Linked DNA regions of Mus musculus: regions 2, 3 and 4 are each linked to region 1. A link is a loop called in an ENCODE intact Hi-C map of the cell type or tissue named here. Cell type or tissue: heart. All regions are shown on one strand.

What was found. Peaks named below come from ENCODE experiments on the same cell type or tissue, not always from the same donor. Only the 100,000 strongest peaks of a DNase experiment are listed, where the experiment ranks them.
Region 2: it touches region 1 in a loop (3.0-fold over the local background); 6 of 42 quality-filtered maps call a loop at or near these places.
Region 3: it touches region 1 in a loop (2.4-fold over the local background); 8 of 42 quality-filtered maps call a loop at or near these places.
Region 4: it touches region 1 in a loop (3-fold over the local background); 7 of 42 quality-filtered maps call a loop at or near these places.

The regions. Positions count from the first base shown.
Region 1 is chr14:121,748,611-121,756,610 of GRCm38, reverse strand. It overlaps a transcript of Dock9 not described here. Among named protein-coding and RNA genes, the nearest start is that of Dock9, 54 kb to the right of the region's middle. In heart, a CTCF peak has its summit at 3,472; a DNase peak (open chromatin) is centred at 3,350.
Region 2 is chr14:121,602,718-121,610,717 of GRCm38, reverse strand. Dock9 (dedicator of cytokinesis 9) reads left to right here. Exons shown (of 54, transcript NM_001081039.1): 28 at 549-695; 29 at 873-956; 30 at 1,451-1,562; 31 at 3,439-3,617; 32 at 3,794-3,907; 33 at 5,429-5,546. Among named protein-coding and RNA genes, the nearest start is that of Dock9, 92 kb to the left of the region's middle. In heart, no CTCF peak of the experiment used is centred here; no DNase peak of the experiment used is centred here; H3K4me3 peaks cover 592 bases; H3K27ac peaks cover 710 bases.
Region 3 is chr14:121,645,334-121,653,333 of GRCm38, reverse strand. Dock9 (dedicator of cytokinesis 9) reads left to right here. Exons shown (of 54, transcript NM_001081039.1): 8 at 189-363; 9 at 1,517-1,584. Among named protein-coding and RNA genes, the nearest start is that of Dock9, 49 kb to the left of the region's middle. In heart, no CTCF peak of the experiment used is centred here; DNase peaks (open chromatin) are centred at 4,443 and 6,533; H3K4me3 peaks cover 473 bases; H3K27ac peaks cover 2,159 bases.
Region 4 is chr14:121,691,497-121,699,496 of GRCm38, reverse strand. It overlaps Dock9 (dedicator of cytokinesis 9), which reads left to right and starts at 1,080. Exons shown (of 54, transcript NM_001081039.1): 1 at 1,080-1,303. The coding sequence starts at 1,184. In heart, a CTCF peak has its summit at 1,034; DNase peaks (open chromatin) are centred at 1,036, 2,286, 2,872 and 4,576; H3K4me3 peaks cover 1,784 bases; H3K27ac peaks cover 1,311 bases.

The DNA.
Region 1 (8,000 bases):
CCTGGCTATATATGCCACCTCTCATCATGGTAGCTTCACGTGGTGGGAAGAGCTTAGAAGAGGGAAGGGAATAGAACACACACATACATAAACATTTCTCCTGCTTTCTGTCCCCCTCCCCTCCCCTCTTTCCCTCTCCCTCTTTCCCTCCCCCCACTCCCTTTGTATAGGAACTCATGCCGCTCAGGATGACCTGAACTCTAGATCCTCCTGCTCCTGGCTTCTAAGTGCTGGGATGATAGGCATGTGCCATGTTTGGCCTTGTTCTTACCAGGGCTCCATCCCCATGATCTCATCACCATCCAAATCCCCGTCCAAGCCCCATGACAACAGGGGTTAGGGTCCAGTACATGGAGTTTTAAGCTGACCCAGGTACGACCGTCTTTTGTCATTAGACTTCCTGTGTCAGAGGTAGACACTCCTGTGGTTCCTGTGTCACCTCTTACGGGTCCTGTGCCATGAGGAGGTGGATCAGGGACGGCTCAAGCAAGAGCCTAAAGCATCCCAGTATCCAGAAATTTAAAACTCCGCACGGGTGGTTCAAGCAGCATTTGGCCATCAAACTCGAGTGGTGGTGTTCAGTGCCCTGAACGGTGCAGTAGCAGGGAAGATGGAGTCTGTTGCCAAGAGTGGGCTCATGTTTCCTGTTTTGTAGAAACCTCTACTTTGATGAAGGCTTACAGAGATGAGCTGCTTCTCTGTGCTGCTGGTCACAGCACAACACTGGGAGAGTGGATAGTTGACCCCAGGGCATCGTTTTGCAGAGAATAGACTCTGCTTATTAGTACTGATCAGCTAAAGTGTGACAGATTGCAGCCCGCCCCCCGCCCCAAAGTTTTAGTTTGTTGATAGTTAAAAATAAGACTCTTTTAAGTGTTACGACACGAGAAATATTTTCTTCTTGCCATGAGTTGTGGTTATCAGTAACATCATTTACTACCCACAAGTAATGGGTGATCGTGTGAACTATAGGATAAAGACTTTTAGAGTTCTGTCTTTGTATCAGTTAAGTTTTATTCTCCTGTATTAATTGTCGTCTCAAAACCTTACTGCCTCTGTCTGCTAACCTAGGTCTAGTCCGGGAAGCTTCTAACAGCCATACAATCTAATCTAGGTCTAGAATGTTTTAGCCTTTTGAAAGCTTACCCTTTCTTATTCTTTCTGATCTCTAGTTGGCTGGTTCAACTCAGAGGTTCTGGTTCAAACTCCCCTCTAAGATGACTGATTCAATCTGGCTTCTCTTTCTCAGCCTCTCCTGAATTGCTCTGCTTGGATTCATACTAGTTTTGGCAGTATGTTCTTATATTTTTGGTTGTGAGCCTAGCCTTTAACGGCTGAGCCACCTCTCCAGCCCAGCAATATGTTCTAATTTTCTGGTTCCTTCTCATTCTCTGGCTTGCTCTGTCTTCACCTCTGTCTGGCTTGTTATCTCTCTGCGACCTGTCTCTGTACAGCTTTCCTGGTAAAAATGCCTTCTTTTTTTCCCCCTCTCTCTGTGCTCTCTTAAATAGCTTCTCTTTTCTCTCTTCCCGTGAGAATTGGGCATATCCTATTCTGTCAAATTTTTCTCTGATTCACCACTTTGTCTGCCATTCAAATAGAATCACTTTCAAATATGGGTGCTTCCTTTCTACAAGCTAACTTTACGTCCATTGTTTAGGGTTAAAGGTGTGCACTAAGGGTGTGGTGCTAAGGGCTGAGCCACACCACAGCTAGAAACAGTTCTTTCAGTAAATAACACAGTCTTGGGGTTCACAGTGTGATCAAATATCCCTGCAACATGTGGTATATTGGAGACTTCACCATAATCACTATATGTATAAAAATCTAACTCAAGGAAGAAAAGTAATAGGCTTACTGAATCTATTTTCCAAATGCATGCTGTTTTTATATATAAAAATTAATCCATAAAAGATGTCTTTTAGACTGGTAAGATAGTGGGTAAGGTGCTCTCTGTTAAACCCGAGGACCAGAGTTCCAGTCCTATGATTCATACAAAGGGAGAGAAATGATAATACCAGTTGTCCTGACTGCCCCACACATCCGTGGCACATACCCCAATAAAGAAATGAAGTTATTTTCCTGAAGGCACTTCTCCACCCTGGATATGTAGTAAGATGAACTCTTACGGACCTAATTTAGGACTTCTCTGGAAAAGGGCATGTGAATGGAGTGAAGTCAGGTCATCCTTTCATCTTACAGTCACTCAGCGAGCAGGCAGTCACTGACGCCATGCTGCAGATGTGGGCCGTGTTCATTCCAGAGGTTAAGTTCTTCCTGGCGCTGAGAAGTGGAAGAACTTGGACTAATCTGCTGACGTGCAGGGATTTCTCTGTGAGCTTGGCCTTCCTCCCTGAATCTCTCTTCACATAATAAACTCGTGCATGACTGAGTGTGTAAGTGCGCTTTCCCGTGTGAGGGGCCTCAAATGGCACACGGGAAAGCTGAATCCTCCAGTTTTTCAAGAGACACTGTGGAATGTGCGTATGTCTTCCCCTTTTCAGAAGCCAGCTTTATGTTGACGTAAAAGTGGTGGAAAAACAGTGTTTTCCTCTTAATAATTAGTCTGTTTCCCCTTAAAGACAAGAAAATTTCGGGTTGAACAGATTTAAGGCAAACAAGCGCACATATTAGCCCGAGAGTCTGTTGTTGGAATGTAGGGAGAATGGGCATTTCCCACCAAGTAGCTTTACTGAGAACAATTGAAATACTTGAAGCTGTGCATACTTAAAATAAGTTAAACACCCACATATGAAAGCTGCCATCGCATTAAGAGTAATGAACACGTCCACCACCCTGGCTCAAGTGCCTTGGACCCGTCTGTCATCTGTCTGTGTGGCTTCTCTGCCGTCTCTAAGAAATCTCAGATCTACTTTCTGTTACTGTGAGTTTTTATGAACATGGGTTGTGGTATGAATTCTGCTTTGTCTTGCATCTTTCATTTAGAATAATGATCCTGAGGCCACCCATGTTGTTGTCTCTATCTTGCTTGCTTCCTTTTACTGATGGACCTATCATTTATTAATCATGTTTCCAGTGGTTGGTTATTACAGATAAAGTTGCTTATGCATAGTTGTGGGCCAAGTTCTGTTTGGATAGGTACGGTGATCAGGGTCACGAGCCACCGCCTCTGCCACATCTCATTTGCCGTGGTTTTACTGTTGCTTCTGAAACGATCTCCTTGCTAGTTCCTACTGTGTCAGAGAAAACCGGGGAAATCGGGCAAAGTGATTTAGGGTGCAGCTGTGTTTGACTAGTCATGGTGACGTCCTGATCCGAGGAAGCACGGAAGCCACGACCCTCCTCCTGCTCCTCCCTCCACTGGGATTGTGTTGCAGAACTTCTTATGGGCTTTTTTGTCTTTGGCTTCCAGGGATGCGGTTTGGCTGTGGATGTGGGATGTGTGGATGTCCTGAGCTGTTAAAAATGTGTTTTCCTTAGCCTGAGGATCCTCAAACAATCCACTAGATGGAGCATCTTGAATATATTTTGTGATTAGAGGATGGGAGAAAGAGAATCCCTGCATCCGAGCCATATTGAGGACCCTTGACGTTGGCCAGGCATTTGATCTGTCACCCCCTCTATTAATATAAAATGTTCCTTCTACTTAGCATGTTAATACAGAAGTTTCTAGGATGCCCGACTGAAGTATTACGTGGCAAGAAGTCTAATCTGGATGTCTGTGGCTACATGACGGACATGCGAGCGTAGACACTCAGTGACTCAGCCGTGTCTTGAACCTCGCAGCCCTCATTTGTGACTCAGTTACACTGCACAGTAGATGAGGTATACTTTATACAAACCGTAGGATGGTGCATCTTCTGTGCCATCCCATCAGGCCACTATTGACGAACAGTAACACAATGGTTCTGTTTTTTCCCAGAGGAAATTGCAGTCGCAGCCAGTGCCTATAGAGTAGAGAAGCCCTTGCTTTGCAGGACTAGAGATGCTGGGTACCATGGGTCAGGTTGCCTCCTGGATGTTTCCCTCACTCAGTGGTTGTCTCCCGGGGCGGCAGCTTCCTTTCCCTCCTTCCTACTTGAGGACAACATGGGCCGTTAGGAATTTCTTGTCCTGGGCTTGGCCTTTCTTGGGGAGCTCTGGCTGCAGCATGATCTTTCACCTTCAGACTTTTTGTTTCAGAACCAAGATGGAATCTGCACTGTTACTGGATAAACTGATTTGCAGGGAGCAGGACATATGGTATGAACCTTTCCAGGTTTAGTTCTCAGTCAGAGGAGGAAAGCACGGGTGTACACGGATGTCTGGTTTGTATGTTCAGATACAGCAGAGCATCCTGTATCCTCGTGCATTTACCTCGCATATTGAGGAACGGTTACTTTAGCGGCTGGGAGCTCATTTGTGCCTCAGGGCATCTTAGACAGTTGGAATCTGCTACTAAGCGTTTAATGGCATGAAATGAAAACTTTTATTTTTAGGTAGTTTTAATCTTTCTGTGAGAAAATTCTATATGTAATTGTACCATTTCTAGGTCTGTTTTTTTTTTTTTTTTTTTTTAAATTAAGGAGACATCTGCTAAACTAAGGATTTTGTAACACAGGTTGACAGACAAGTTACCCAGAATAAAAAAGTTTTATGTTTGAAGACATATCTTTCAGTAATCCTGTTAGATTATGAAGATTTTGGCATTTGCAATGAAAAAGCAACAGAAGACCAAACCCCTTTAATTTGTAGCATATAAATTAGTTATTTGTAGTTCTTCTTATCCCAGTGGAAGAAAAAGGCTTAGCTTTATTCTTATCTTTTGCAAATAGGAGGGATTTAAGGAATTTGGTATCTGAATGGATTTTACAGTCATTTTTAAAATATCTATTTAACTTTATTTTATATCTATTAGTGTGAGGGTATCAGATCCCCTGGAACTGGAGTTAGAGACAGTTGTGAGCTGCTGTGTAGGTGCTGGGAATTGAACCTGGTTCCTTTGGAAGAGCAGCCAGGGCTCCTAACCACTGAGCCATCTCTCCAGCTCCCCTTAGAATCAGTTTTAATAGCACATGATCTCATTAGCATGGCCTTAGCACAACACTTAACATCTTCTTGGGCCTTCTAGCCGGTGAGTGACCCACTCTGGTGTCTCGGATGAGTTAAAAGAAGGAAATGCATTAATATCAAGACATTTCTTTGGTTCATAATGAGTTTGTTCAATCTCTTTATTATGAAATTAAGCCACATGTCTCCTCAGAAATGGCCTTGATTTTGTTTATTTTCGGAAGTTGGAGGAATCTGTCACTGAATTTACTGTGGTTCTCATTAAGAACAAGAGGACTAATGCCTCGGCTTCCATGTTGTGTTCAGAGTAGAGCATGAAGTCCTTACGGCATGTGCTTACCTTGGCTATACACGAACCACCTTTGCTGTCTTAGTGGGGCTCATAGGGAGCCCGGGATAGGAAGAGCTATGCCTGGACGCTTGCTGAGCACTGTTGTGGATGTCCTCTTGGTCACCCAGTTAGAAGGGCAGGTCTAACTCAGGGAATTAGTGTAATTAAACAACAATTGCAATTTCATATTTCCCTTCAGAATCCCACCAGGGTGAGAGCCTTATAATCATCATCTCTTCTTGTGTTGTCATTGTTAGTGTGATTTAGTGACAGCTCAGAAAGAGCGGGGACTTAGGAGATGGAGGGTTCTTGTTCACACGGCACACGTAAGCCGTGTGACGTGGGTCAAATTCGTTTTCTTCTCTTCTGAGTCCTGTAGTTGGACAGTGGTAAGCAGCCTGTGCCCTGTGGCTTAGTTGATTTCTGGGTAGTGTTGGAATGGTACCTCTTAAATTTACTTTTTCTTTACATACAAAGTTATATACTGGGATGTTTAAGAAAATAATTTTAAATCATAACGTACCAAAATAATAAATATTAATACTTTAAAAACATTAACTACAGAAAGCAGGATGTTCATTTTGTGTGTGTACGCGCATACATTTGTAATACTCCTTTTGAAGAAATTTTACATGGATTTTTGGCAACTCTTTTTAAAATACGAATGTCTTGAACTTTTGGTTAAATTTTAGTTTTTCTCCCAACAAACTCACTATGGTAAGTATAGACTATTTTCATCATCAAGGATCGGGCAAACCAATTCAAGATTCAGGTCATTCACTTATAAAAGATACTGCTTGTCTTCAAATGGCTAGATCTTCATTGAGGGTAGTACTTGATCACACCCAGGTTTGTTTCTAGTGATGTGTGCTATGTGTAGATGTGTGTGACTCCAGCAGCCAGCCAGTCGGACTTGGCTGTCTGTGGTGCAAATCACCTGTCAAAACACTTCCCTGAGGAAAAGGAAAAGTGCCTCCCATATGAGACAGAATTCTCCCAGCTTCATAATGGTATCCTTTCGCTAATGCTTGTTCAAGCATTATGTTTTGAAGCAATCAAAACCATCCTTCATTCTGTGTGTCTGTTTCTCTATTACGTCATGCCTAAGTTCATCCTAGGAGTGGGAGCCATCCACTCTGCCGTGATGGTTCTGTCCTGAGGCACTGCCTCTGCCACGTGGAGTTCTCACAGACACAGTTACTTCGTTCATGGTGCTTGCCTATTTAACCTAGAGTGTTATATCTCTCGACACTACTGAAGTATAATTCGCAAAGCCTGACATTCATTTCAGAGCTTAACTGTACGATCCATTGAATCCTAGTAAACCTGCAGGTATCTGCAGTCAACACCGTAACCCAGTTTTAAGACATTTTTATTATTCTCAAAAGAGAAGCCTGTGGTATGGACGGTGTTTTCCCTTTTTTCTTGAGTTAACACCTAAGAGTTCATCTGGGAACTGTTTTGAGGCGTTGGCAAACTTCCCAAAAGTGGATCCAGCAGCAGTGTGCACATGTTCTACTGGTTATAAATCTTTTGCAGCACTCAATTTGGCAATTTTTTTTAACCGTTTGTGTGTGTGTGCACGTGTGTGTGTGCACGTGTGTGTGTGTGTGTGTGTGTGTGTGTGTGTGTGTGTGCGTGCCATGTAGAGGTCATAGGACAATATTCGGGAATTGCTTTTCTTCTTCCATTTTGTGGGTTCTAAGGGATTGAACTCAGGCTGCCAGTAAGTGCTTTAACCTGCTGAGCCGGTTTGCTGGTCCATCAATCTGACCAGTCTTAAATTTAGTGCATCCTCATCAGTGCGTAGTGAGATACTATTATAGTTTTGAGTTGCATTTTGTTCCTCATGTCTAATGTTGAGTATCTTTTCACATGCTTTATTGGCGGCCGTTCTCTTTTGTCCCCTGGTGATTCGTCTTTCAAATCTGTATCTGCAGCCTGGTCTAGTAGGCTGCACTATGACACAGAAGTGTTGTTGTACACAAAAGTAAACCAGAGGGAGCTGCTGAAGGAAGCAGCCGACAGGGCTCTGCGGTGCACAGATGAGGCGCTCGTCACTAAACCCTTGAAGCTCACAGCAGAGGCCCCATTAATCTAGAATCAGACCTGGGGATGCGTGTGCTACCCTGTTAACCCCGTCATCCCTGTCACTCTTGTTACCCCAGTTACCCCTGTCACCCTGTCAACCCAGTCACCCCAGTTATCCCTGTTACCTCAGTTACCCCAGCCACCCTGTCCCCCCTGTCTCCCAGTTACCCCTGTCACTCCTGTCACCCCAGTCACTCCAGTCACCCCAGTCACCAGCTCTCTGTTCATGTTGTGTCTCTGGGAGAGAGGCCTGCTATCATTTTGGGCTTTGTTAATTAGTCTTTGTCTTTCAGTTTTGCTTCCGATTCTGTTGCACAAAGTCTAATTTGTAGAGTTTAGTGTCCAAGGTGCTTATATAAGAGTGTCTCAGTGTTCTATTGCTGTGAAGAGACACCATGACCACAGCAACTCTTTTTAATTTTTTTTTAAGATCTATTTATTTTATTTATATGAGTACACTGTAGCTATCTTCAGACACACCAGAAGGGAGCATTGGATCCCATTAGAGATGGTTGTGAGCCACCATGTGGTTGCTGGGAATTGAACTCAGGTCCTCTGGAAGAGCAGT
Region 2 (8,000 bases), 150 kb after region 1:
TTAGATCAACATTTCTGTTCTTGTTTGTATAAACTACCAAGACTCTCTTTGTCATATCAAAGAAGGTCGAGATATTTGACATATTTGAGCACTTTTTTTTTTTTTTTTTTTTTTTGGTTTTTCGAGACAGAGTTTCTCTGTATAGCCCTGGCTGTCCTTGAACTCACTTTGTAGACCAGGCTGGCCTCGAACTCAGAAATCTGCCTGCCTCTGCCTCCCCGAGTGCTGGGATTAAAGGTGTGCGCCACGGCTATATTTGAGCACTTTTATAGTATACATTCAAATACTGTGCTATAATTTGATTTTTTAAATTGGGTAAATTTTTTTTTCTTGTGAGATTTCTGTTCTTGAAAGTATTGATGAAATAGTATGTGGAAAGTTACCAGACTGCATTAGGAAGGGTATATCTAACTTTTTATCCAATTATACAAGAGGTAGATCTAACTCGGGGGTTTTTGTTTGTTTGTTTCTGTTTTTATGGACTTGGACTCCAACCTTAAGTATTACAACCTAAAATCATCCTAAGTGATGGGTTTGAATCCTTTCAGTTACTGCGGAACCAGAGATTTCCGGCCTCCTACCATCACGCTGTGGAAACCGTGGTGAACATGCTGATGCCACATATCACCCAGAAATTTCGAGATAACCCAGAAGCATCTAAAAATGCCAATCACAGCCTCGCTGTGTTCATCAAGGTAGTGACCTCCAGGGGAAGGGGACACTGCTTTCTAAGTAGCTCCCCAGCACAGTGATGCCCTCAGTACTCAGTACTCAGTACTCTGACAGGAGAGGGTAACTTAACCAGCAGACTAGAAGCCAAAGTTCCACAACTCATGGGTCTGAACTAATGGCTCTTGGCTTTTTTCCCCTAGAGATGCTTCACCTTCATGGACAGAGGCTTCGTCTTCAAGCAGATCAACAACTACATCAGTTGCTTTGCTCCCGGGGACCCCAAGGTAGCATGGCTGTTGGGCACTTTCGCTTGAGTTTAGCTGGCCCATTCACACCTGGAACTGCACCTGTTCTTATCAGAATTGTCTTTTTGTTCCTCACCTCATTCATCCCAAAACCTCTGAATTGAGTTGTTGATCACAGATCGTTTATCGAGACCTTATAACCATGTAACCTTTCTGGTAGAATTATTTTCCTTTATTACCTTCCAGCTTACTAATTTTTTAAATTGTATTGAGTCTGTGTAATTATAAGCTACTTGAAATCCTTTTTAGACATAGAGGAGCATAAATAATAACTGCCTTAAAGTCTGCTAAAGGCATTATTTAATGAAGTGTGTTTGGTTTTCACACAAATGCCTGTAAGCCATCCAACATACATAAAGACACAAGCACGTGGTCCCCACTAAGTGCTCATGCTCTTTGCTTCCAGTAGGTTTACTAGCATTCTAGATACAACATCCGGTGAGGTTTTCACGTCTAAGCATTTCTTCCTGCAGACTCTCTTTGAGTACAAGTTTGAGTTTCTCCGCGTGGTGTGCAACCATGAACACTATATTCCTTTGAATTTGCCGATGCCATTTGGAAAAGGAAGAATTCAGAGATACCAAGGTAACCCATCTCTGCATGGATTTATTTTCTAATGAAGAGAACCGTATCATTTTTAAATAAGAAAAGTATTGATTGAAATGTCATCCCATGATTTGATTTTATTCATGGATGAGGGTGTGTATAATTTTACATTCCTAAAATTGTTGATTAAAAAAAAAAATCTTACGTAGAAACTGGCTTTTCAGCAAACCTAGAGACAACCCATGCAGATGAGAGGCAGATCTGAAGCTCACTGGGGCTCATCAGAAGTAAACATCATGACTGTTTGTCACTTTAAAATCCTTTGTCTTATTTACTACATTTGTGTTTGTTTTGCTTTCCCCTCTTGTAAATTAGCTTCTCTTTCACCAACTGTGGAGTCAAATGACAGCCCAGTAGGTAGGTGTGGGTGGGGCTTAGGCTTGCCCTTGCACTTCCTCCATTAAAGACCCGAATGGAATGCAAGTGGCCATTCAGCCGCTTGTACACTGTCCAATCAAACCTGTCTATGCATATCTGGCCAGGCTTTATGATTCTGACGAATGGGTGCATTGTTTTCCTGTGGAGCTGAGACGTTGCTGTCACAACCCAGGAGATATGCTCCCGGGGTGCCTAGAGTCCCCACATTCTGTTTTAGGGAGCAGAACAAAGTCACCCCACCCCCACCCCCACCCCCCAGATCACATCTCACCTCCCGAAACACAGCTTTTGTCCGTGGAAGCGACAGGAGCTTAAGGCACATGGCTTTCCTGTGAGCTTTTTGTGTTTGCATGCTGAGTCCTCATGAGCTGCTCTGGACCCCCTGGGTCTGAAGGGACTTGAGCTCAGTGAGCTTTCCAGCCTCACTGAGGAGAGTGGGTCCTGTACATCAGTTTATTGGGGTCTCGTGCCAGACTCTGCCCCAGGCACAGAGACTGTAAGTCGTTTTCTTCCCTAAGAGATTTAAGGGAGCCCCTGCCTTACAGTTTAGTCTGCAGAAAGTGGACTAAAAACGCTGCTAAACATGATCATGCTGGAGAAACTCTTTCTTCCTACTGACAGGCTCCACAGGGACTTCTGCAGTGTGCTGGGGAGACTTTCAAGGACCTGCCAGGAAGGCTTTGGAAGTCAAACTGGGGTCTATAGGACTTTCTTGGATAATGGTGTCAGTGTCCTGACTCAGTCTTACTTTGTGCTTCCTGTGTGTGTGTGTGTGTGTGTGTGTGTGTGTGTGTGTGTGTGTGACTGCTTTTATTGATCCTCTTTTAGGGGATTCCTGTCTTCCTCCTTGGCAGATGAGCCCTCTCTCAGCTTTATCATGTAGCTTGTGATGAGTTACTGGGTGGTGCTTTGTATATTTCAGTTGTAGTTTAAGGAGGACATTTTAGAAAAGACTGCAGAAGTAACTTACTTGTTCAGTGAAAGCAGAATAAATAGGTTATGTGCTGGTGTGTCATTTAAAATACATTTGAGTTTTACTGTGACTATGAAGGCATTGATAACCAGAGAATAGACAGCTGACCTCACAAAGTGAATGATATTTAAATAAATCATTTGTATTCATCCTCTCCTTAATGATGTGGTTTTATCCAATTGATCTCTACTGTCGTTAGTACAATAACTTCATTCTTTTAGAAAAAAAATTATCAATAACGTTTTTAATATAATTGCTGTCAGATCTTCTAAAAACAGGCACTAAAACCAGTTCCATGTTCAAAATTCAGGGCAGCTATTTGTATCTGCTCAGGGCTCCTGTGGGAATTTATAGGTTAAGGAATAGAGCAGCCTTGCAGAATTGCCTGGTTTTTTGTTTTTGTGTGAGGCAGAGTTTTGTCACCTGTAGCCACACACGAGGTGGGCTGAGGGGCTCAGGCGACAGTGGACCCCCTGAACCTGAGTCCCACCTGCCTTTTCTCAGATCTCCAGCTTGACTACTCCTTAACAGACGAGTTCTGCAGAAACCACTTCTTGGTGGGACTGTTGCTAAGGGAGGTGGGCACTGCGCTCCAGGAGTTCCGGGAGGTCCGAGTCATCGCCATCAGCATGCTCAAGAACCTGCTGATAAAACATTCTTTTGATGACAGATACAATTCGAGGGTGAGTAGTTCCCAGGGGAGGGAAGAAGGGATGATAAATGCTCAAGCGGTGTAAGGAAATGACCCCTTAGACAAATCCTGTTAACAGGGCTGAGACTTTTTTTCTTGCCAGTGTAACGTCCTCTGCCATCCGGTGCTCAGCCAGGGAACACACTTACCATGTGTATCTTCTTTCAGAGTCACCAGGCAAGGATAGCCACTCTCTACCTGCCTCTGTTTGGTCTGCTTATTGAAAATGTCCAGCGGATCAACGTGAGGGATGTGTCACCCTTTCCTGTGAACCCGGGCAGTGTAAGTACGCAGGCTTGGTGACAACACCTCTGCACTGTCCTTGGGGATATTATCAGAGGGCTGTGGACTCTGTGACTTAGGATGATGGCGTTCTATTCTCTCATGTAGACAGTCACAGCCAAGGAGTCTTCAGGGCTGCAGGGGTGGGGGGGGGCGTGGTTCCTCACATCCGGTGTTGCTGGCAACCACCACTGCTCTTCGTGGTCATTCCACTTTGTCTCTGTCTGCACATGGTGTTCAGTCTTTGTGAGCCCACCCCTTTTTCTTAATAAAGACACAAGTGGCTGAATTCAGGGCTCCCCCAGTATGACCTCCATTTACAAGTAAGGTTGAATACTGTGCTACTGGTGGACGTGAATTTCAGGGAGCACTACTCACTGACTGCACACTCTCCCTTCCTTCTGCTAATGTCATGCTGCATAATACCCTTGGAAAATTACATTTCTTCTTTTAAAAGTTTTAAGATATATTTATTCTTATTTTACATATATGTGCTTTGTCCACATATATGCATGTTGTATATATGCAGCGCCTGTGGAAGCCCAAATAAGGGCATCAGCTCCCTGGAACAGGACTTCATGGAGCTGTGAGCTATCATGTGGGTGCTGGGGACCTGGGTCCCCTAGAAGAGCAGCCAGTCCTGGGCAATTACATTCTGACTAAGAATCAATCGATAAGCCTTTAGCCCTGGCTCTATTAATATCCCAATTCCATATGTGGTGTGTGGTGGCACATCCCATCATGTGGGTGCTAGGAGTCCAACCAGGTCCTCTGGGAGATCAACTATACTTTTAACCCCTGAGCCATATCTCCAGCCCCGCACATTGTCAGACTGTTTACACTACTCCTCCCTCTTAAATAATAATTCTAAGAGGGTCCAGGTTAGTAATGTTCTTTTTTCTTGTTTGTTTGTTTGTTTGTTTGTTTGTTTGTTTGTTTGTTTCAAGCCTAGTAAGCTTTGTCCTCCCCAGCCTCACTGCTCTGGCACTATTCTGGATCACCTTTCCCATGTGTGTCCTCCATGTGTGTCCTCCACATGTGTTCTCGGAGCAGCCTAATGCAGGCCAGCACATGACCTCCCTGTCCTGTTCCAGTGCTTCAGAGAACAAACAGAAGGTCTCGCTTTGAAGTGTATACAACGTTAAGATTAATACAGTTTCTCCCCTGGCAGGAGTCCCCACCTGAGTATCCAGAGACCATAGCTGATACCTCTCACGAGGACAGGAAATCCTGTTACTGCTGTTAGGAAAGGAACAGGCTCCTTCCTCTGCAGGTGGAGAGGTGGGAAGTGGAGTGGAGCCAGGGCAAGCTGGCAGCATCCCTGGCCTCCTCCACTCTCTCCTTCTCTGATCCCTCTGCCACCTCGTCCCTCGTATGCCCTATGCACCAGCCTACCCACTCCAGATGCTGAACACGTCTAGTTGTTACATAGCTTCCCTTCACTGTTTGCCTTCACACTTCAAGATCAGTTCATGAGGCTCGTTCAACCATCTCTAATAATTCCTTCTCTTCCCTTGGCAGATCGTGAAGGACGAAGCCCTGGCTGTGCCTGCTGGGAATCCACTCATGACTCCGCAGAAGGGAAACACACTTGACCACAGCCTGCACAAAGACCTCTTGGGCGCCATCTCTGGCATTGGTAAAGCTCCTTGCTCTTACCAGCCCTGTCCTGTGTCACTCAAACTGTCTTTACTCTCATACGTCGTTAATGGTGAATTAGGACTTGGACTTTCTACCCTAAATATTCTCCTGGTGCGGTGTTTCACAAGTGAAACAGTTCAGGCATTGTAATCAGGAGTCTTGTGAGATTTCCTCAGTTGATTGTTTTTAAATCTTCAATCTTTGTTACGCTTTTGGAAGCAGGCGATCTGCAGGTATGGGGGTGAGTGGAAGATTTGCATGTAATAATGGGACCTAGATGAGATGTGACAGTCTTGTTCATAATTCCAAAGGAGGTAACAGTTTGTAGCTGGAATCCAGTCCTAGAAATTATTTTTCAGAGATCTTCTGTTCTTCCCCCACTCCACCCCCATGAAAAACAGCCCCATGGGAAGGAAAACAGATGGCATAAATCAAGACTCAAATAGAGACGTCTCTCTGAGGGAAAATGCACCTATTTACATTCTGACTAATTAAGCTGCAGCTTTATAAAGATGATGATACACACGGCACCATACATATGCACACACTCACAGATGTAATCAAAGGATTTTAATAGGGGGTTCTCAGTTTGGTCTTCTCTGGTTCCCCTCTGCTAACCACACTTCGAATATGAAGCATTCTACTGTGGCTAGTGGTTACACCACCCATTAATGCCACAAATTCATGGATCAGAAAAAGTGGTGCCTTTTATGTAGGCTTAAATTTTTGTGCAACCTCTCCTCTAGCCCACTACCCAGCAGAGGTAGTAGAAGAGAAAAGTTATTAGGATATGGGGGAAGTCGACCTGTTCAGCATTGTTCTTTGGGGGCGAGCTCCATCTTTGGCAGCGGTTCAGTCCTGTAGCAAACACCAAATATGACTCAGCAGCTGCAGACTCGTCCTCTAGGCAGGCAGACACCAGGTAGGAACCAACAGCTGTAGTTCAATCCTGAAGAATCCACCAGGCTCATTCACCATCTAATCTTTTCGAGTTTCTCCTAGTGGCATTGTCATTGTCACAAGTTGAGCTTAACAAAGCTATGTAAGGTGAAACAAGAATAGCGATGTGGAGCAAACCGAACCAATGCTCAGTGCTTGTCTCCCACTGTCTGTGGGGTCATGTTTTATATTCCTTTATCACAGGTATTTTCACATGTTTGCTATATCCAAGCATCCTTTCACGTGTGTCTGCTTCAGGTAAAACATTCTTTCAGGTGTCTGCTTTAGCAAGACATCCTTGTGCCCCAGCAAAGGATCATTTGACATAATTAACTTTCCAAAGACTCTAGAAGTTTCCACTTCACTTTTATCCACTGACTCCACAGGATTAATGCTCCTGAATCTATGTTCTTCCCATCTCTGATGTTAATTTCAGAGAAGACAGTGAAGCAAGAGTAGACTGACACTGGAGAGCCCATGCGGCGTCCAGATTTACTCCACACCATCAGTACTAGTCTGGAAGTCCATTTGTTTCTATGCATAATTTTCATGGTTATATGCCCCCCATATATATATAAAATGTCCCGTAAATGTTGGCTGTTGTGGGCAGGTTCCTCTCTTCTCTGGGGCCTACACACACGTTTCTGGCCTGCTCTGCACAGATGCTAAGCCATGGCTGTGAGTAGGGAGACGGGCTTTAGTGTGTTTGCTGCAGTGGTTCTTGCACTAGCTTGGCTCAGACAGGTGTGGCTTTGCATCCGGGCTCCAACAGTGCCTGGTTGCCCCTGCTAAGTGTCAGCCTTGCAGCCTCTGTGTCCTTAGCTGTAAGCTACCACTGTGGATGCCGGGTGATTGCCGTGGAAAATACGTGCTACCATTGATATACCTCAGCTGTGTTGTGCATCCTTGCTTCATAACTCCCTCTCAGAGCCAAATGATGAGTCCACAAGCCCACCAACGTGTTTGAACATCTTACTGCTCTGTCCTCTCTGCCCGGTACTCACAGTTCCACAAGGGGACGTTGTAGACTGTGGAAGTGATCAAGCCACAGTGGTGGGGCATTTTGCTCAGTTGATTCTCTTATTCAGAATTCAGCGTTACAATTCAAATGGCAGTGAGAGACTTGCACTGCTGTGTGTATGTGGTGCAGTCATGAAAGGGGACTTGGGACTGATCTGGTCACTTTTCACTCATTATCAGTTTTCCAGACCCGAACCCACATTTGCAGAAGCTACAACAGGCTGCTTTATACTTGGCTCTGTCTCTGTGCGCTCCCATCTAACAGCACCAATCCTTGTTCTTAGAAACATCTTCCAGGGAAGCCCCACCGGGGAACCAGGTTCTATAGGTTTGTGTTTGTGTTTTGTTCTGGATGCTACAGCAGCTACTACTCCTCGGGGAGCCTCCGGATGAGTCAGGGCTGCAGCTGATGCTTCCAGGCAAACGTGAAGAAGTCACATTGCCAACCATCCTGTGAACAAGTCCTTAAACCTCTTCAGAGCATGCAAATGAG
Region 3 (8,000 bases), 100 kb after region 1:
ATATGTAAACTAAATACATAGTTTTAAAAGGCAGTTAATTAATCACATGAAGAGGTGGCCTGTGACTTCTGGAGGGATTTTCGGTTTTAATGGGGCATCGGAGAGCCAATAAGAAAGCACCATTAACAAGTAGGGCAGGCTGTCTTGAGCCCCTTCCTGACCTGTCTCTTTCCTGGTTTCTACCTCAGAACAACAGAGTCAGGCGCTTCGCTTTTGAGCTCAAGATGCAAGACAAAAGCAGTTACCTTCTGGCGGCAGACAGCGAGGCAGAGATGGAGGAGTGGGTCACTGTTCTCAACAAGATCCTCCAGCTCAACTTTGAAGCCGCAATGCAAGAAAAGCGGAACGGGGATCCTCATGAAGGTAGGTGGGTGCGGTTTCCCTCGGCGAGCACACTGCGTGGCCACTCCTACCTTCCCCAGGAAGAAGGAGGACTGTAAAGGTCCACAAGAGGTAGGAAGATGTGAGCCTTTCACAGTTTGTCAGCAAAGGTTTCCATCACATTAGACTTGACTGCCCTGAAGCCAGGCATGGGTGTTGCCTATAATCCTAGCATGTGGGGAGCAGAGGCAAGAGGCACAGGTTTTGAGGTAGCCCAGTCAACTGTGCAAGGAGTTTCAAGTCAACTGGAGCTACATAATGTCCCTGTCTCAGATAACAAAAAACAGAAAGAGTTAGTACCTTGATGGAGTTTGTATGGGGAGTATGTAACAGGAATAGCCACACTCATGGTGGGGCAGGCACTTCTTCAGCTATGTGACCTGGGACAAACTATTATGAATCTCGAATTTTACCTGGAAATGGGAATATGAACTAGAGATGTAGTTGGGTTGGTGGGGCGCTTGCCTGTCATGAATGAAGCCTTAGGTTCTCAGTACTGCACAGACCCTGTGTGGTGGCACACACCTGTGGAGTAGGAGGATCAGAAGGTCATCTTCGGCTACATTGCACACTCAAGGCTAGCCTGGGCTACATTACAACCTATCTTTACGTAAAAATAAAAGTTTTTAAGTAATAAAAAAAAAACAAGAAAAACAAAAGAAAAACTACCTCCAGCCACTGGTGGGAAATCTATCTTTAAAGTGGGAAAGTTCCTATTGTTATCCCCTTTTGGAATGTTCAGGATGAAGTGAACATGGCAAGACTCTTACTCCAGATTGCAGGGCACTCAGGCCATGTTTTCGATGCGTGTTCATATTGTACTTCAAGCCCATAAGAGATTCCCAGCCCTGGCTGTTCCCTCATACCCTTGGTCCCACCCTAGCTTCTGACTGATGGAGTGTGGCTGACATCAGTTCTAGTGTGAGGGGGGAGCTGAGGGTAGCGGATTTTAGCTGTACAAGGTCTTGGACCACTACTCTCCATGCTGGGCATGGCCATCGGTGTCACTCCAAAGTCCCCAGCTGTTTGGAATGCTCTTTCAGACCTGAGAACCACTGCATTCGGGTTCCTTTGCTTGTATTACACGGGAAAGTATCAACTACATACAACTCAGTTGATCTCTTTTGCCATTTAGATGACGAGCAGAGCAAACTGGAAGGTTCTGGTTCCGGTTTGGACAGCTACCTGCCTGAACTTGCCAAGGTGAGGCTATCCTCACACACCACCCTCCTGTGAGGGCTGGGTGCCTCTCATTCCGTGGCTCTCCTGTATGGCGGCACTGTTGCTATGATTGCCACTGTCTGCTTTCTGGGGTGAATGTGAGAGGGTGGGAATTATTTTACACGAGTGACAGACACTTCAGTCTGTTCTCCAGAAAATACCCTACAAAGTGTGTTGCTATTTTTTAAATGCTGCCATTGTACTTCTGTCTTCCTAAGTATTCTTTCTGTTCAGGCTTCTTTTACTTAAAATTATGTTCACTGGTGCCTTAGTTAATGCTACTGTAGCTGTGAAAAACACCATAACCAAAAGCAACTTGGAGAGGAAAGGGTGACCCGAGAGCTTACAACTCTCAGGCCATACCCCATCTCTGAGGGAAGAAATCAGGGCAGAAACTCGGAGCAGCAAACTGGAGTCAGGATCTGAAGCAGAGGCCATGGAGTAACGCTGCTGGCCGGTTTTCTTTTCCATGGCTTGCTCAGATCGGCTTTATTATAGGACCAGGACCAGCAGCCCAGGATGGCTCTGTCCATAGTGAGCTGGACCCTCCCTCATCAATCATCAGTTAAGAAAATGAACCACGGGCTAGCCCACAGGCCAGCCTGGCTAGGGCATCTTCTCAGATGACCTAACTCAGGTCAAGCTGACATAAATGAGCCAGTGCACTTGGGTGCTCTTTATCTACTCGATAGCCACAGTTCCCAAGAGGGTGATTGTGGTAATCTTGTCACTGCAACTAAAGAGGAGCTGCTGGTTTATGAAGCGTGTGGCCGGATCACCTGGATCAGCAGGAGAACAACCGCAAAGCTGGGCTCCTCCCTTCGTGCATTTTGTAACTTTGAGAAACCCCAGAGTCACTGAAAAGCACAAGGAAAAACAAAACAGCCATGTTGTGTTGCCTCTCTCCCAGAGCCAGTGCTGCCCCTGCCACTACCTCGTCAGCCTCAGTGGCAGGCGCATCCTTCAGACACTGCCTTTGCTCCCATTCTCCTTCGAGCCGCAGCCCCAGCCGCAGCCACAAACTGTGATGCCTTTACCTCCATTGTGTTCCGTGTTTTTACAAGTATTTCACCACGAGGACGCAGGGTGTTGATCCTGGATGTTTGAAAGTTGCTTTTCTGTTTACTTTGCTCTGATGTTCAGTACTATCTCATTTAGCCTTGTTTCGGGTACAGATCTGGTCAGTCATTTTTATTGTACTGTAGAAACATTTTAGCTCTTAGGCTATTTCCATTTTTTCTTACTTCGAACAATGTTACAATGAGTATCCTTGGCCCGATCTCCTGTGTGTGCATGTGCACACGGGTGTGTGTGTGTGCGTGCGTGTGTGTGTGTGCATGCATGTGTCTGTGTGTGTGTGCATGATTCTTTTAAATGAGTGACGCCTTTGTCTTCACTATCCCTCATTCTTTTTGTGTCCTTACCTTTCTGTTTTATTTTTAATAATAAAGTAAAATGGTGACTGTACACACCCACACGTTAAGCACTGTAATAGAATCATGCTGTGTCAATATAGGATTGCAACTAGACTAGCATTCAGCATTGACCTTTCTCAGTATAAATTTTCCTGGCTGGAACTGTGGGTATTGTTTTTCCTCAGGACTTAGCTGTTTCCACAGAATCTTTTTAGCACCTGCCTATTAAAGCTAACTTTAGAGCCCTCATTGTAACCTATGCCTAGCCTGGAGGAGTTTTGGGTTCTGGCTTCTATGTTTATTTTCTTGCTTTTTCTCCCGTGTGTGTGTGTGTGTGTGTGTGTGCGCGCGCGCGCGTGTTTCAGTCTCTGTGTCTCTGTATGCCTGTGTTGTATGTCTGTGCATGTGTCTGTTTCTGTGTGTTTGTATGTGGTGTGTATCTCTATATGTGTCTGTGTGTGTGTCTGCCTGTGTGTGTATGTGTATTTCTGTGTGCCTGTGTATATATCTGCATGCCTGTTTCTGTGTGTGTGCATATGTCTGTGTGTCTGTGTATGTGTGTGTCTGTCTCTGTGTGTTTGTGTGTTGAGTCTGTGTATTATGTCTGTGTGTGTGTCTGTATGTGTGTGTCTGTCTGTATGTGTGTCTGTGTGTGTGTCTGAAACCCAGGGCCTTGGATATGGTAGACCAATACTCTATCACTGAGTTGCACCCCTCACCCCATCATGTTAGGAAGTCTAGGCCTCGTTTGACACCCATATATGCATGTATCTTTATTTCTGGATGCTCAGAGGACCCCATAGCAACGGGTTAGAACTGCTTGACTCTTAGTTTATTGAAGCAGCACACTGACGCAACCTAGAAACCAGAAAAGAACTTTCTGGCAACTCAGTGAATAGCATGGTCACCTAAGAAACAGCTCAGGTTCTTTGAGTCCCACATTGGTTATTTAACACCTGCATTTTCAGGCCAGGTCTGGCGGCACACCACTGGGGAGGCAAAGTAGGAGGAATGCAAGTTCAGGGTCAGCCTGGCTCATAGCAAAACTCTGTCTTGGCCAAAGCAAAGCCAACAAAGAAATCCAATTTTTTTCCCCTATGAAGATGCATAAGAATTTTAGCTTTGTCTTCTGGTACCTGGCAGAAAACAAAGGCGAAAAAGGGGACAGTGTGTTGTCCTTCCCCCAGGTGTTCCCGTGAGGATCACTGGACCTGTGGATCTGTCAGTCCCTGTGCCTTCAGAATGCTGGCCTTCTCACAGTTGTGTTGTGAGGGGCCAGGCTCTACCTGGTGGCTGCCGGCCTATGCCTGGTCCCTTTGTGGTCAGCCCAGCTGTTTATCGCCTCCTGTTACAGTGCTGGGGTTGTGGCTCATTTGTTGAGGGAGCACGGGAACTGGCTAGCGAATGGACATCCTGTTTTCAGGAGGAATGAGTCCCGTGTTACAGAGTCAGATGGAGTGTGTGTGGAAAGGGGGAGGAGGGGAGTGTTCTCTGGGTAAAGAGGTCGGGGAAGCGTTTGATGGGAGGCCCAGGCAGTGTGAAGACTCTACAGTCTTCAGGGAGGATGCCTGGAACAATGGGGCCAGGCAAAGGTAGCTGGGGGTAACTTAATGGCCGAGTCCTCTCTGGACAGCTTGTCATTGCCTAACTCATCCTGTTCCTCTGGCTTTTGTTTTCTCCACTGAGACCCACACTTGGACAAACAGGAAATGTCTGACGGGAAGTTGTTTCAGTGCAAAATAACTGATGTTTCATTCTGGAATATTATGGACTAGCCTCATGATGTGAGTGAAGCCAACTTGGATTTTCAGGGTTGTTGGTGTGTTCTTGGGGCCTTTGCTTATTCCTGGAGAAAAGGCGCATCTTTACTGTTTCCATACCAGGGACAGACTGTATTTACCCTAAAAGTTCATCTTTTCCTCCTATTGTCTAGCAGGGAAGCAAACAGTTTTTACTGTAAATATAACAAAACACAGAGCATCAGTCTATAATTGTAAGAATTTATATTTAAAAGGCGTCTGTGAACCAGTGAGTTGGTTTCTTCTAGAACTCGGGGAGCTCCTCCCTCTGATTGCCTTCATGTTAGATGAGGCCGGAGGGTGTGCGTTGCCTTCTTGTGTAGAGGAAATGTGAAGAAAACCTCAGCTCTCTTCCTTCATTTTCTTCTGGGGATAGCGGGGCAAACAGTAGCTCACAACTTGTCATCTTGTATTCTGAAAGAGAGGCATCTCACGTGACTCCAAAAGCTTCCATTCAGTTTCTTATCATTTTATCTCGAAGTCAAAGAACTTTTCTTTACAGGTAAGCCTTTCATAGTTGAATACAGGACAGAGAAAGTGGTGTCTGCAACTTTATAGTCTCTTTGAGGCTGGATAAGGGCTGGGGACCATGCTCAACAGGACTTGTGGGAACCCGTGTGGTTTCCTGGACACATTTTAGTTTAATAAGAGTTTTAAAGCCAAGTTTGTAACAAACACTTCCTTCCCTAAGTCTCAAACCAGAAACGATGCCATTATTACACCAAGGGATTGACTGCAGTTTGGCAGTCATTGCGTTGATAAGCCTTCTAATTCTAGAAAGTTCTAGCCTGGCTTTGTGTCTTGAGGTGAAACGTAAGTCCTTTTGAGTTAAATCTCATATATGCAGTAAATATGTGTTATGGTAGCCTTTTAATTTAAGAAGTAAATAATTGGGGGATGGGAGGGGTCGGGTGGGGGTGAGGGATGGCTCAGCGGTTAAGAGCACTGACTGCTCTTCCAGAGATCCTGAGTTCAATTCCCAGCAACCACATGGTGACTCACAACCCTCTTTAATGGGATTGATGCTCTCTCCTGTGTGTCTGAAGACAGCTACAGTGTTCTCATATAAATAAAATAAATTTTTTTAAAAGTAAATAATCTGGGGGCTGGAGAGATGGCTCTGTTGTTAAAAGCACCAGCTGCTCTTCTGGGGGGGGGGCGCTTAGATTCCTAGCACGTGCATGGCAGCTCATAACCATCCAAGTTTCCAGTCCTAGGGGTGTCTATGGGTACATGGTTCAAAGGCATGCATACAGGCAAACCACCCATATACATAACAGTCTTTTAAAGAATTACACATTTTGGCCTCAGGGGATTTTGCTAACTGTTTTATTTCATTTTGTCTAAATGACTCAACACAGTATTTTTCCTGTAATACAGTACAGGAAAAATTATTTCAAATTATTATTTGAAATAAGTAAAATTGCCCATAGATTTTTTTCACTTTAAATCATTTCTTCGGCTCACAGAAAACTAGAGATACATCACTGTCTCTTCTGGAAACATGAGAATGTCGGTGACTGGGCTTAAGGTTTACTGTGTGGGTTAGGAGGTATTTTTGTTTGTTTGTTTTGGTATGGCTCTTTGGGCTGAGTCCTTCTCTTTGCCGAGTGTGCAAGTGACAGCTTCTAGGGAAAGTCGCTCTGCTCCTGTCCATTTCCCCCCGCACATTTCTCTCTCTACTGAACCTAAAATAGAAAGCAGGCCACGGCCAGGATGCAGCCACGGCCGTCTGAGGAAGCTCCTACAGCCCTCTGGACTGGCCGACCACAGTCTATTTTCAGAGCAGGACTGAATCCCGCCACCCTGAAATGCGCTCAATTGCATAGTCTTGGGATAATTTTTTTTAACAGCTGTATTTTTGTGGGCACCTTGGCTGTGAAAGTGCATATTATAAGTATCTTTACCAAACATTGATTAAGATTTTACTTTTATGCTTCCTGTCAGTAAAACTGCCCGTGTTGGGTAAAGAAGTCAATCTTTTATCTTCATGATTGTCCTCCTCTTCCTGAGAACTCCAGTGGTAACCTGCTGTGATTCCTCTCCTGCCACACTGGGCACCGAGAGAATGTGTATGTGCACGCGCAAGACAGCTAGCTGCTTCCTACGTGTGCTCGTGATTTCCCAGTTACTTTGATAGTTTCTCTACCATTAAAACGTATCTCATGGGTGTCTCTGTGTCAGCAGAGGGGACAGTCTCTTTGAAGATGGACCACACACAAGTCAAGGTTGTTCGTTGGTGGATAGTGTATGCATTATTCAGCCATGTACTTTTAGGAATATTTAGGTGATACTGGGTTTTCAGCCTCTGTAAATTGTACAGTAAGCATTAGGAAGTGTCACCTGTGAACTCGTCTTCAGGAGGACCGTCCCAAACTGGGATTCTAGGCCAAAGAGTATTGTGTTTTTGATGTTTTAGATACTGCTAGGTTTTGGACTTAAAGAATATAGCAGTTTATATTCCTGTTTCTCTGCCTTATTTCCAAAGTTTTATTTAAAGACTATTTTAGTCTACAACATCTGTCTTCTGCCAATCACTGATTTTTTTTGTTGTTGTTGTTATTTGTTTGTTTGCTTTGGTTTTTGGTTTTGTGATTTTATGTGTTTATTTGCTCTTTGGGTTTCTGCTTTATGTTTAACTTATGCACTCATATTTTCTTTTTATTTTTTATTGTAGTCTTCATTTTATTAAATATATTTTCCCTTTTTGTCTTGTGGAATAGTTAAAGATCTGGGCTTTTAAACAAGATGGCACACGTTAAAATATGAGATTCTATTTGATGTTGAAACTGGAAGAATCACTTAGGGCCCTGCCTTAGCACCTTGTCTTTGATGAGCAGGGATAACAAAAGTACAAGCCTTTGAAGGCTGGGTAATTTCTCAGTTATTATCTTGTGGTACTGGGGATTAAAGTAGAGGAGGCATCCGTCATGGTGGATATGTGCTGTTACTACAGCCTCAGATTATGAAAGCTTAAATGGGCATCAAGGAGAATATCTAGCAATAGATACCGGCTGTTGCCAACTAAAATCAGCTTTTGTAGTCATTAGTATTCCAAGTATTTATTATTTCCTGCATGAAGCCTCGCCCGCCCTGAGCCATGTTCTTGTTTCCTAGATCCTGTCTTACTAATATCCTTCAGCTACCATGTATTGTGTTTTCCTTTGGTTTGATGAGTGATTCT
Region 4 (8,000 bases), 57 kb after region 1:
TCAAGAGCTCCGGGGTACTGGTTAGTTCATAATGTTGTTCCACCTATAGGGTTGCAGATCCCTTTAGCTCCTTGGCTACTTTCTCTAGCTCCTCCATTGGGGGCCGTGTGACCCATCCAATAGCTGACTGTGAGCATCCACTTCTGTGTTTGCTAGGCCCCGGCCTAGTCTCACAAGAGACAGCTACATCTGGGTCCTTTCAATAAAATCTTGCTAGTGTATGCAATGGTGTCAGCGTTTGGATGCTGATTATGGGGTGGATCCCTGGATATGGCAGTCTCTACATGGTCCATCCTTTCATCTCAGCTCCAAACTTTGGCTCTGTAACTCCTGATAGCAGACTTCTGCAAGAACATCTGTGTATCTCTCTTCTTCAGGATATCTTTGGACTTCCCATCTTTTTCCTATTCTTGAGGGAAGAGACTTTCTGCTTTACGTTTCCACTCTGACCTTCTCCATCCTTTAACACTGGGCACACTACATCCTGGCACACACACGTTGTTGTGTGCAAAGAAAATGTCCATGGTAAATGCTTTGGCTGCATTATTAATTTATTCAGCATTACGGTATCATCTCCCTGGCATAAAACAGATACATGAGTTTGTCTGCTGCTGTCTGTCCTGCAAGGAGAAATGATTTCTTGAACTGTACCTCCTGGGAACACCCTTGCTTGCTCGTTTGGTCCTGCTTTGATCAGGAGCCAAGTTCTTGGTGCTTAGCCATAACACAAATGAAAGCGTTTTGAAACTGCAACTTTTAGACCAGCCAGGCGACCTAGCTGGGGGCTTCAGATCGGAAGTCCTTATGAGGGAGCCTCGCTGGGATCGGCAGGCTTCCTTCTCAATGCTGCACTATTTGGATTCACATTGATTTGGCCCACGCTGTGTGGAACAGACACAATGAGGCTGGTCTTTCATTGCAGAGGCAGTACACTGTGTATTGTTCTGTTTGGGGGTTGTTTTTCTTTGGCCAGCGAGCAGGAGCCTCCCATTCTCCTAGCTGTAGTAACACCCCTAGAGGCTGGCCTTCTCGGTCATGCCTTCCCCACCCCTCAGGCTCTGCACTTCCAGTGCCTGGGAAACAGGCTTCAGGCTTCCTTTCCTTTCTCTGGCCAGCGGTGCGGCTGGTGGGGGACTCTCAGCTGTCCCTGCTGCAGGCTTTCTGACAGTGGTCTGTGTGGAGAATGCAGGCTGAGAAGTACAGGACGAGCGGTAGAAGTGACAAGAAGGAGTTGGTCATCGAGTCCCCCCTGCAGTACAAGGATGCAGCTCAGGCAGACGTGGAGGCAGAGAGCTCCACATTGGTAAGAGTCCCGTCCTGTCGCCCTGTCCCGGGACCGTGACTGCTTCTGAATGAGTCAGTGACCCACCGCATCCCGCTGCTCTTTCTGACTTTCCGACTTGCTCCTTTCTGACTTGCTCCGCCTGTCTCTAGGAAACCCTTATCTCTACCTTTCCTTATAGACTGGCCTGAAGTCTACTTCCATCCTTCCTCAGGAAAGAAATGTTGACGTTTGTGGGTGAACAGGTTTCTGGGAGGAGCTTTGCATAAAACAATTTAGTATTGTTCAAAAATTTTGTCACACCTAGCCACAACGATTTTTTTTTTTCAGAAGTCAACTGGGCGGGGGTTTTAACAGCACCCTGGGAGTTGGAAAGGAAGTATTTTGCAGACTTAAACCCTTCTGTGCATTGTCTATTTATGTCAGTGAGAAAACAAGGCAGGTAGGTGCTGAGGAGTGCACGCCGGTCTCTTCCCCTTGTTTATTTTTATCAGGGGCGTTTGTGTTGAACAGAGTCAGAAAGAATCTCAGCTGACAGCAAAGTTGATGTTTTAGCATTAGCCAAACCCATAGTAGTTTGAACAAACTCAAGTGCCTTCTTAGACTCTGGAAGGGAAGACCATGTAAAGTAATTGTGTTGTTAACCGTCAATGAGTAGGCTGTGCTTCCCGTTTGGAATTTCTTTAGTACAATAAAGGCACATAATTTTTTAAAGCAAGCTGCAGAAACCACCAGCGTGCTCTGCCGAGGGGACAATTGAGCCTTTCACACGGGCTGTTAAAGGGATTGTCAAGCTAGTGCCTAGTACCTCTGTGTAGCTTTCCCCACCCCAAACATGGAAGTTCAGTTGTGGCTGCTCTAGTGCTCTAGTGTTTGGTTTCCAGTTTACTGCACTGGCAATTAACAGCTGTGAGGGTGGGAGCTTAAACTCTCCAAGAGCATATTTCACCCTGACCGAATCGCTTTCCTTTGTGATGAGGGGGGTTAACTTACTTGTATTGCGCCGCCTTCAAAACTGTACTGCTTGTTCTTGACTGAAAGTCAGTCAAATAAGTTGGCTCCCCCTCCCACCCCACCCCGCCACACGCACACAGTTCATTTTTAACATACAGATTTACTGCCTCCGCCCCTTTTCTGGAATATAAAGTTTACAGTTGTTTGCTCCCTATCTTCAAGCCTGATAGATAGCTCATTGTATCATCGTGGCTTGAGTCACCTGCATGCCTCCTAGGGTGAAATCCTAGAGTGGAAGATGAAGGATGTTGTGTGGTTTGGGTTTCCTGGGTGGATATCCTGAAATGTGTTTGTTCTCTCGTGGTTCTCTGGATGGGCAGAAATCGTTACCGGAAGAACTAAGTAGCTTGTAGTGATGTTCTGATTTTTTTCTTTCAAATAATGTAGAAGTGACTTCTCTTAAAAAAACATGACTGCTCTTTCTAGTGTTCTCATGTTTTCTGCGTATGCTGTAGTTCCTTGTTTAGCTCAGTCCAGATGGTTCCACTGGGAATTGTAAAAGACAAGGCTGGGCCAGCTACAGGTGTACATGGGGAAATGATTCTTGGGACATGGAAACTTCTGGTCCCGTGGAGTGGTCCAGTTCCGTGCACCTGCAGAGGGGTGTGGAGAGGGAAGGAAACTGATACAACCTGACAACTTTCTTATCTGCAGGAGTTTCTCTTCCACAGAGGTAAACAAGATAAGAGGGGAATATCAGATAGAAGCCAGGATGTTTAGGGGGTGCCTAGCCAGGGTGAATCTCTTTGTCTGTGAAGACAGCTGCTCACAGCAAATGAGAATGCAGCAAGCTGCTGAGAGCACAGCTTGCTTCTTAGGGGAGCATTCTAAAGTGTGCAGACCCAAGATCAGTATGTTGGGGTGCTGATCATTAGCATAGCACTGATAGCCCCTGGACTTGTGTGAGAACCCCTGAGCCCGTAATTGAGTGAACTATATGGAGAGATGTTTAGCCACAGGGAACATAGTCCATTTAGGAAGTAACATTTAGTTATTACGTGTAGTCCCTAGGAGAAAATAATGAACAATTTAGAAGGGACAACTAATGGTTAATAAAGAATGTAAATTGCATCCCGTTACTCCTGGGGTGGGATCCAGTTTAAAGTCTCATGTATGCAAGTCCTCAAATGCTCTACCATTGAGCCACACTGCAGCCCCTGGAAATAGTTAAGTGAAAGAGACAACCCCTCGAAGGCTGCCGTTGTTGCTAACTTGTTCTGTGTACTCCTGACTTGTCCTGTCTGTGCCTAAGAAAGCACAAGTCTCCATATCCTGTCTGCTTCGGAAAGTCCATGAATACAGAATCTTTTAAGTGTTTTCTCCCAGAACACCTCCAAAATCATGTATGGATTTATGCATGCGTGAGTGTGTGTGTATGTGTGCCTGCATGAGTATATGCATGTATGCATGTCTATCAGAAATCAGGCTCAGTTCTCATCCCTCAGGTGTAAAGACAGGAGCTTAAATTCCTGTCCCCATCTTATCAGCACTAAGACTGTAAGAACACACTGCCACATCTGCCTTTAGCACATGGAGCTGGGGATCAGATTAAGTCCTTAGGCTTGCATAGCAAGTGCTTACCTGACGGCTGCCTCCCGACCCATATATGCCTAATTTTTAATGGCAATGTAATTTTCCCCTTTTAATATCTACTTTAATTGTGTAGTTATTCGGTTTGTTACTAGTTCTTTGCCATCAGTCACAATGCCACAGTGAATGTACTGGTGTATGCATCTTAAAGTGCTTTCTGCAGACTTAGCTTGTAAACTGAAGTTTTGCCTTGCCGTGGTGCTTCCTTTTCCTCTGGCCTGACAGACTTGACACGTTTAAGGTTTTCCTTTTAGGGCTAGGAAAGCCATTGGTGGTGGTTCTGTTTTTAGATTGAGTTTTGACTTCCAGGACCGTCTGTCTCATTTCCTACCCAGTGTATAGGTGCAGGTTACCACACCTGCTGGAAGTCAGTACTTTCAGCAAGATCCTGTGCCTAGATGTCAGGAAAACTCTGAGACCAAAGGGTCTGTCTCATAGGTGGGTCTTGTCTGCATAGTTCTAGAGAGCAGAAGAGACAGATGTCCCTGTGCCACTCAGGTTAAGTTCCAAACCATCGGTGGTGACTCTGTGACTGTGGGTAATGTGTGGGGAGCGCTGGGGATGTTCTTGATATCTGAGGGCTGTCTGCTCACACTGAATACCACTCTCTCCCCTCCAAATGCTAACTCTTGGAAAGACATTATCCTAATTGTTATTTTGCTGCCCTTGAGAGGAAAAGGGTGTGGAGCTCCTGGAGTGGAATTTGGCAGATCATTCAGTGGAGCTCCTGGGTGGGATTAATTCTGTGAGGTGGACAGGGAGGAGCTAAACTTCACATGCAAATGGAGTCCTGTTTCCACATACATGTTTGCTTTTTCATATCTTTGTGGGACATAACACATGTTAACAGATTTGAGTTCTGACTCCAATGTTTGCAGTCACACGTGATCACTAAGCAGTGTGGCGGCTGCCCGTGTGCACCTTGTAGAGAGAGGACTTGGCTTCCAGTGGCCCCGTCGGTGCCCAGCTCCTACAGCAGAGCTAGGAGGCGAGGGCCTTTCTGTCCATGGACACGGCACACTGAGTGAAGGTCCTAAAGTGCGGTGTGTGGGCAAGGACTTCATAGTTCAGAAGACTTAGTCATACCAAGAAAGGGCTGCATCTGCATGAACTACGGTAGAAGGAAGGACAACAGTTGGCATTATTTAATGAGTCATTTCTTGGTCATTTGTGTTTCAATATTGTGAGGTTTAGAAATGTTCCTGTCACCTTTGTGTGATGACACATTGTAAGGTGGCCAGCATCAGGACATGCACTTCCTGGGAGCTGCGTACTCTGCACGACTCTGCCCATCTTCCGGTTTTCTGCTTCATTTGTTTGTCCATTAGCTCATCCAGCCACAGGTGTAGGACCTGAGCTCCACCAGACTTGCTGGGTTGTCACTGAGGCCTGAGTAATGAAGGAGCTCGCTCACATGTAGCCACAGTGTGTGCTAATCTCACCCACTCTCTCCAAAGACTCAGAGAACATTTAACTCATCCCTAGCCGGAGAAAAGGCCACACTGTGTGAAAGTTAAACGTTCATGTAAGCTGTAGTCTTTCCAGTAAGGACATGGGATTCCCCACTGTTCCGAGAGCTGTTTGCACAGGCGAGGCGCCCACTGTTATACACCTATCTTATTTAGTAGTGTAGGAAGGGAGTCTTTATGGAGTACATTCCTAGAAAGAGCAGAGAGACTGACTGCCCTAATGGTGTCCCTCGGGGACTTACATGCCTCTGTCACCACCTCCCTTTCATGCCAAGCTCTTTAGGTTCCTTGCTTTGTAGATATGAAGATCTGTGTTTTTCTTACAGATGAGGAAACTTGTATGCAGGGAGTTGGTTGGTAACTGGATCTGCATCTCAGAACTACAGAACCAGGATAGCCAACTCCTAGTTAGGTTTTGTGAGATTCTCTCTCTCTTTCTCTCTCTCTCTCTCTCTCTCTCTCTCTCTCTCTCTCTCTCTCTCTCTCACACACACACACACACACACACACACACACACACGTACATACATACGTTCGCACACAGAGAGAGACATTTAAGCCTGCCATTTGGGAAGGGAAAGGTAGAAAGGGAAAAAGGTCTTCATTAAAACTTGAAAATTGCTAGGTAGTGGTGGCACACACCTTTAATCCCAGCACTCGGGAGGCAGAGGCAGGTGGATTTCTGAGTTTGAGGCCAGCCTGGTCTACAAAGTGAGTTCCAGGACAGCCAGGGCTATACAGAGAAACCCTGTCTCAGAAAACCAAAAAAACAAACAAACCAAACCAAACCAACAAAATACCCTTGAAAATTGGAGGTGGAGAGATGGCTCTATGGCTGAGTGCTTGCGGATGTTACAGAGTACTGAAGCTCTGTCCCAGGACTTACATCCTTGTCACCATAGCTCTAAGAGAATCTGACACCTTCTTTCCTAGGGGGTGTCCTCACACATCCATCGTGTGCATATGTACATGCATATACACGAACAAATCTTAAAAAGTAAAACACACACACACATACACACACACACACACACAGACACACACACACATACACACACACACACACACACACACACACACACACACACACACACAGAGACACACATACACAGACACACACAGACACACTCACTCACACACACACATACACGTACCCTAAAACACGATGAAGACTGTTGGCGGTCAGAACATCTGGCTGAATTATATAGATAAGGGAATAAATACTCATTGTATATAAAGCACCTGGAGCTATAGATGAAGAAGTATAGTTGTCCTCTGGTGTCTTTCTTACCTCACTGTTACATGGACCATCTTCCCAGAAAGGTACACAGAAATGATAGACTCTCTGAAAATATACAGACATGTGGCTTTCCACCCTAGGTTCCCCTTTCCATCCCTTTACAGCACGAGCCAGGACAATTCTGAATGTTTATCCCCCTATTGGCGCAATGGGCACCAAGGAACCTGGAGTGTTTAGAAGAGGTTTCTGTTGGCCCAACAAGACAGAAGAAATATTCTTGTCAAATTTTCAGGTCACCCCTTCACCCCCACCCACCCCCCGCAGAGCTTTGGTATTTTCATCTGTGCAGAGGGAGATAGTGGGTAGGTTGCCTTTCATGTCTTTCCTAGAACAGCCCAGGGTTGGGGGCAGGACTAAGATCGTGGAGATTTAAGCTTAGTTTATGTAAAAGTGTTTGGTTTGGGGGCTTGGGGGACTGTCCTGTTAGGACTACTCTGGCTGTGACAAAACACCATGATCAAAAGCAAGTTGGAGAGGAAAGAATTTATTTGGCTTACACACTTCTACTTCCAGGTTCATCATCAAAGGAAGTCAGGATAGGGACTCACACAGGGCAGGAACTTGGAGGCACAGACCATGGAGGAGTGCTGCTTACTGGCTTGCTCCTCATGGCTTGCTCGACCTGCTTTCTTCTAGAACTCAGGACCATCTGCCCAGGGGTGGCACCACCAACAATGGGCTGGGCCCTTCTGTACTAATTGCTAATTAAGAAGATGCCCTACAGCCAGATTTTGTGGGGGAATTTTCACAATTGAGATTCAGATAGAGGATTCTAGCTCAAGTCAAGTTGACATAAAACTAGTCAGCGCAGGTACCATATATAGAACAATGGGGTACCGTCTCATCACGGTCGGTGACTGAGTCAGGAGAGGCGTAGAAGGGAGGCAGGATTTGGGACAGTGGATAGGAGATATTGGAAGTCCCACTTGAGCCTCCAAACTACCCATGAAGGAAATTTTAGAACTAAGATGTCTTGGATTGTAGTTGTTATTAAATTTTTCTAGAAGTTTGAAATACCCTCTGACTTGATACAACTAATTCAGAATTTTTCCTAGAAAGGTGTTCTGAGGCTGAGGAAGTTTGGAGGGTCCTCATTCCTTAGAGGTGGACATACCTCTAACCAGAAGGATGATAAGGAGCCTGTCAGCTTCCCGGATCAGGTTTGGGGTTGTATCCAGATTTCATTTCTGTGGAGGCAGTTCCTCCCCAGGGAAGGACTGCCAGGGCCTGGCACTGTGCTAAGGAGGCACACTTGTACTGTACACTGTCTGGACAGTTACCTGAGGTAGGAGCTGCCCCTCGCCTCCCAGGGCTCAGCATGGCCTGTCCCAGGGCTCAGCATCCC